Regions from separate parts of the Homo sapiens genome. Here region 1 is linked to region 2. A link is an interaction called in ENCODE POLR2A ChIA-PET data of the cell type or tissue named here. Cell type or tissue: Panc1. All regions are shown on one strand. Links, peaks and the distances in the headings refer to the core of each region. The heading gives the core; the rest is flanking DNA.

Region 1 (2,925 bases), core at 101-2,600, 540 kb after region 2:
CAGTGAGGACTCACAATGTGTTATACTGAAAAATGGAATGAAAATACATTTCCAGCCTTCTCAAGCAGACTCCAACAGTGAAGAAAAAACCAGAACACAAAACATTCTCAGGTTATAGCCAAGTTCTAGATGGATCTCAAGACCCAGCAGAGAGATTAATTTAATTTTCTAAGATAGCAGAGTAAGTCAAGAAATAGGGAATTTAAATGAAATTATTTTTGCCTGACTACCATATCAAATCCTTAAATAATAAGGCAGTGTCTAACTCCATTATTTCAAACTTCAAATATTGTTTCTAGCATAATAAGAGAAGCATGCAGAAAGGGGATGGGAGGCATACTGCATTGTTATTCAAAGCAAACCCTCAGCATCTTCTGTACTTCATTCATTCACATATATGTATTCACATATATGTATTAACTATTCCATTCAAAGTTCTGTGCAAGCTGCTAGGGCTGAAATTGTGAACAAGATAGATAAGACTGTTGTCTTCATATAGAAGCAGAGAAGAGAGAAAAACTGCATTTTGAACAACAGACAAGCTCTAGCTATGCCAAAGCTCTAGCTAAACTGATATACTTGGTCAAGGTGTCCAGCCTTTGTAGAAAGAATTTCAATTTGGGTTCTGGCTCTGTCACTAACCTAACTTGTGACCTCAAACAAGTCATGAATACTTTCTGGCTCCCAATTTGGAGACAATGGCACCTGTTTTAGGGAGCTGAGATTCAAAGAAGACAATGAAGTTTTATAAAGTGTTATATAAATAAAATGTCTTATTACAAATATTAGAAAACACTTATAGCGGCCAAGCATGGTGGCTCACGCCTGTAATCCCAGAACTTTGGGAGGCCGAGGCGGGCGGATCACCTGGAGGTCAGGAGTTTGAGACCAGCCTGGCCAACATGGTGAAATGGCGTCTCTACTAAAAATACAAAAATTAGCTGGGCATGGTGGCAGGTGCCTGTAATCCCAGTTACTCGGGAGGCTGAGGCAGAAGAATCACTTGAACCTGGGAGGTGGAGGTTGCAGTGAGCCGAGATTGTGCCATTGTACTCCAGCCTGGGTGACAAGAACAAGACTTCGTCTCAAAAAAAAAAAAAAAAAGCACTTATAGCAAAAATACTTGTTAAGAGTTAGCATTCTATTTGTTGCCTAATTCAAATCTAACAAAAATATCTGCTGTCAGAGCCAAAAGAGTAGGTTGTGATTGTAGCTAATCATTTACACAATACATCATGAAGAACACACAACACTCAGATCTGTACAAAGTCACAAGCTAAAGCATAATGACGTTTTACACAGTTTTCTTTAAATTGTTCACAAACTATGTAAAAAAAAAAGAAAATGCATATTTTCCATTCAATACTCTTCAGAATTAAAGAAAAATAAGAGATACAGAAAAATAGGCCTTTTTAAATAGGCAAATATAATTTTCTTTAATGAATAGATAGGTTTATTTCAGTTAGTAGTCAATGACTCCAGGGAAAGAAGTTAAGGGAATAGTCCATGAGGTTTTGGTGTGTGTGTGTGTTTTTTCTTCCTTTCTCCCCTACCTCTCTACCAAAGGAAAGGAGCCAAGACAAATGGTGAACTGAAGGTTCCTTGTATTCTCCCATAATTCAGGTACATATTTTTTCCAGCTGAAAAGGGGGTAAGTACTTCTTCAGCGATGACCCAGAATGATCAGTTTCCATTTCAGAAAGAATGGTTAAAAACAAATACACATATAGTAGACATGCAATTGTAGTCACACAGAGAGATTTTTTTCCTACATCTAAAACAAATGAATCTAAGTATTTTAAGTGGCTTTACCAGTTGGTAGAAAATGTGCGAAACATAATTCACAGGTGTGTCTACTGGGTTCCTTTTAAGGCAATGAGCAGCTAGGGGGTTCCCATTATCAGACAATAAGCACAATAGTTTTAAATCCAAACCCACTGCAGAATCAAAAACTGCCACAGTGGGAGAAGTCAATCAAAAATATTTTCATTGAATGCTTTAGCACTGGAGGCATTGAGAATGCAGTGCAGCTCATCAAGACAGATTCCCTGTCAGCAAATCCTGGCACACGTATATGGGAAAGCTATGACCCTCTTGCAAACAGACAGCTTAACTCCCTCACCTTTGGTGTAGTGGGGCACACCCTACTACCTATAGCAAACTTCCCATAGGGCAGAATATTAGCTTGGCATGAGATGGCTTATCACCTAGTTATTCTAGGCATGGTGGGGTAGTCACAACCAGTAAACCTTCTAATGTACTCTCTTTCCAGGAACGCATAGACAAGGTAAAGAGGACAAGTCTATTATAAGCTTAAATACTTAATAACTTAGTGGGGTAAAGATTTAATACCAGCATCTTGCCAGCAGAAGTTAAAAATGGACAGAAAGAGCCACAAAGAAACAACAGGAACCCCCGCTACCCCCACCACACACACACACACACACACACACACACACACACACACACATCAGAATTTTGCCTACTACAGAATGCAATTCTACAAATCACATAAAAGCTGCAAAGGAGTAAGTTTTCAGTAAACGTTGTCAAAAATTAAAAGCAACGCTATAAAGGTATTGTAAAAAAAAACACACACACACACATACAAGGGAAAGAAAGACACTAGGAAGTTGGGTGATGACTGACTCACAAAAATGTCTTATAGAAACATCAGCATGAAGAGAAACTACATCTTAACCAAAACCATCTGATGGCTGAACTCTAGGTGCCTTGTAAACAGGATCTTTGCCTTTATTTTTCTCTCAGCAGCTGACTGCAATTTTGGTGGTTTAAATAAAATCTGGATTTTTTTTCTACAGATGAAACTTATATGTTTGATGTTTAAATTTCTGTAATTTTTCTTTAGCCATATAAGGTTCTGGTGATATGAACACAAGTTATACTATACGCGCACGCACACGC
Region 2 (2,925 bases), core at 241-2,740:
ATTACGACTATCCCGTCAAGGCCGGGGTCCCTAAGGAAGCAGCTGAGAGAACACATACTGCACACATGTGCCAAATTATTCTGTAGGCTGAGAAATTAACTAAAAATGAGTAATATGCTCTCAATTTAAACCTGGCAGGGGGGAATTGTACTTTCATACCCAAATTGGAATCACATTTCCTCCACGGGGACTTTTCCAGCTTTTGGCATAGCCTATGAACAGGGCAAGCTTGGTTCCTCATGGTATAACAAAACTGGGTTCACATTATAGCTTCCTGTGGTTTAGTGAGGACGGCAGAGATGAAGATAAAACTAATGGGAAAGCCCTGGATTCCCTTTTATCACCAAACACATGAGCATCAACAGAGCCTTAAATAAAGCCAACACAGTCCATTCTTAATGCTCAGTTCTCACAATTAGCAGACTCCCTAAGCATCTATAATTGTAGTTGGACACTTTTTGGGTACATTTTTTGGGGATACTTGTTGGGCATCCTTTTTCAAAAAAATGTCTTTTCTGAGTAATTAAGGGTACCTGCAACAAAACATATTACTAAGTGGCCCTTGAAATTTCTACAATTTATTCTAAGGTATAATTTCTCTGTCTCTGGCCTCCAGTCATTTTATTGCTAGAGGGATAGATGAGACAGGAGAGAAAGGAAGAGAAAGAAATATGAAATTTATCAGCAATCAGGTCATTCAGCACCTGTTGAAAGTATATCAATAAATTTTTGAAGTATATTTTCTTTAAGCAGGATTTGAAGCTCCTTGATGGGACATTAAATTTTGTCTTTTATTCATCTATCACAGTAACATCAAAGTAACTCCCAACCACAGCTGCAGACTAGAAACGCCTGAAGAGCTTTTACGTCATATCAGTGTTTAGGCCCCGCTGCAGACCCGTTAAGTCTCCATTTCTTGTGGGTGAGGTGCAGACTTGAGTCATTTCTGAAAGCTCCAGGTGATTCTATTGTTCAGGCAGGATGGAGCTAGCTCATTGCTTTACCTAGATTAGGTGTCATTTGCTATTTTAAGGAACCATTAAATCTTTTTAATCACCCCCCAATTCCCATGAAAATAGCAACACTTCATAGATTTAACACAGTTGTTCTGTAAGAAATTATCATTAACCTATCCCATGGTTAATTGGATAAAGCTTTTGTTGAAAACAAGCAAACAAAATAAAGCCACTACCTTATTTGCACCTCCATTTCATCCTTCTTGCAAAAGGTCCCTGAGATACCTGCTGATTAAAATCCCATGAGGTGCCTTTGCACACGTGACATATTCCTGCACATATACCTTTAATATTCTCCTTATTTTTAAAGAAAGACACACAAAAGGAAAATGAAAGAGGCTTACTTGAATATGGCACTTCTGACTGAATGGTCAGAGTACAATTTAAGAACATTTTGTCATGATCAAAATTATAAAATATAGTTCAAAGTCATATTAGTTTAAAAAAGTTGAAACCAATTTTTGGAAATGTTTGAGACAGTCTTTAATACAATCAATTTATACAAGTGCAATGCAATATTTCTGCTTTCTGTGTATGAACTCCCCAGAGAGATTAGTTTTGGTTTTCTCTCCTGGAACACGGAAATATAGAACCTTGAGATGTCTGTGAACAGTAAATGACATAATGGAGGAAAAATCGATATTTAGGTTGCAACACAATATTCTGGTATATGGTATTTTTATTATTGCTTCACCTTATTAACCTTAAAATTTTATATGCAAATGAATATTTTAGCTGGGAAACAATGCAAATATAATCATTAATTGTAACTTTTATTAAGCAATTACTAGGTACTCAACTTCTTGTTAAGTACTTTATATGATTTCATTAAACCTTCACAGCAACCCAGTAAAGAAAGTACAGTTATTATCCTTATTTTACAGATTTGGAAACTGAGGTTTATGGGTTCTAAGTCTTCCAGCAATTTCAAGTGAAGGTTTCCAGTAGGTGTAAAAATACTTAAATTTTTCTGCAATTATTGGTCTAAGAATCCGGACTGATTTGTTCCTCTTTATATCTTTGTATATTCTCATATCAAAGACAATTTCATTTAGATGTAAACGCACAGTGAGAGCACTGAGAAAAGGAATGCCATTGTTACTTGGTTCACCAGAGTCATGCACCTCAGTCATGCTAGATTCCAGCTCCAGATGACAGCCATTCTCTCCATGGCCTTTCCTTGGACTCCACCAGACACTAAAAATAAAATAATTGCCTTATTCTTATATATCGATTATATGATACGTGTGCCATCCTAACTTAAAAGACAAACTCTAGATGTAGGGCTTCCTAATTCTTCAAATGAGGTATACTGTACTAAGGTTCCAACTCGTTTTCTTCTTGTTTTTCATTTGAAATGGAAGCATGGTGACAATGGAGAGATTATTTTAGGTGATAAAGGCCTGTGCAATTGTACTATGAAGGTAACTCTCAGGCAGGGCTGAGGAGAGAAAAGGAGGTGACCTGAATGCTCTTTTACATATCCACAAGGTGACCAGTCCCATCTTAGAATAGGGAGTAAATTATGCCTAAATCCAGCATCACATGCAGCTTAATAGATAATAAGCAAACACCATTGCAACCATGTGCTGTTTCATTACAATGCCATCTTTGATTTGTCTCTGTCTACCAGATTCTAGTGATTTTAACGAAGCTTTACCATTCTGCAAAATTACTAATTCATTGGCCTATGTCTCAAATGCATTGTGTATGATAGAATCATCTTGAAAAAGCAAGAGAAATATATCCATCTTAATGCTGACTGGGACCTCAGTTTGGATTTTATTGTAGCTTATATTTTATTTCAAAGTTACTTTATCAAAGCATTTAAGGGATGCAAACTTTACCTTTTGACACCTAAAGTCAAAGTACTAATACCAGGAATGGTTTCAATAGACTTCTGCAATTC

The links. Peaks named below come from ENCODE experiments on the same cell type or tissue, not always from the same donor. Only the 100,000 strongest peaks of a DNase experiment are listed, where the experiment ranks them.
Region 1: POLR2A ChIA-PET joins it to region 2 with 8 read pairs; 2 of 35 experiments call an interaction of 5 or more read pairs at or near these places.

The regions. Positions count from the first base shown.
Region 1 is chr2:149,613,674-149,616,598 of GRCh38, reverse strand. The region is part of intron 1 of MMADHC-DT (MMADHC divergent transcript); the gene reads right to left. Among named protein-coding and RNA genes, the nearest start is that of MMADHC, 27 kb to the right of the region's middle. In Panc1, for the core only: no CTCF peak of the experiment used is centred there; no DNase peak of the experiment used is centred there; H3K27ac peaks cover 222 bases.
Region 2 is chr2:150,157,503-150,160,427 of GRCh38, reverse strand. The region is part of intron 1 of LOC105373682 (a long non-coding RNA gene); the gene reads left to right. Among named protein-coding and RNA genes, the nearest start is that of LINC01818, 11 kb to the left of the region's middle. In Panc1, for the core only: no CTCF peak of the experiment used is centred there; no DNase peak of the experiment used is centred there; H3K27ac peaks cover 388 bases.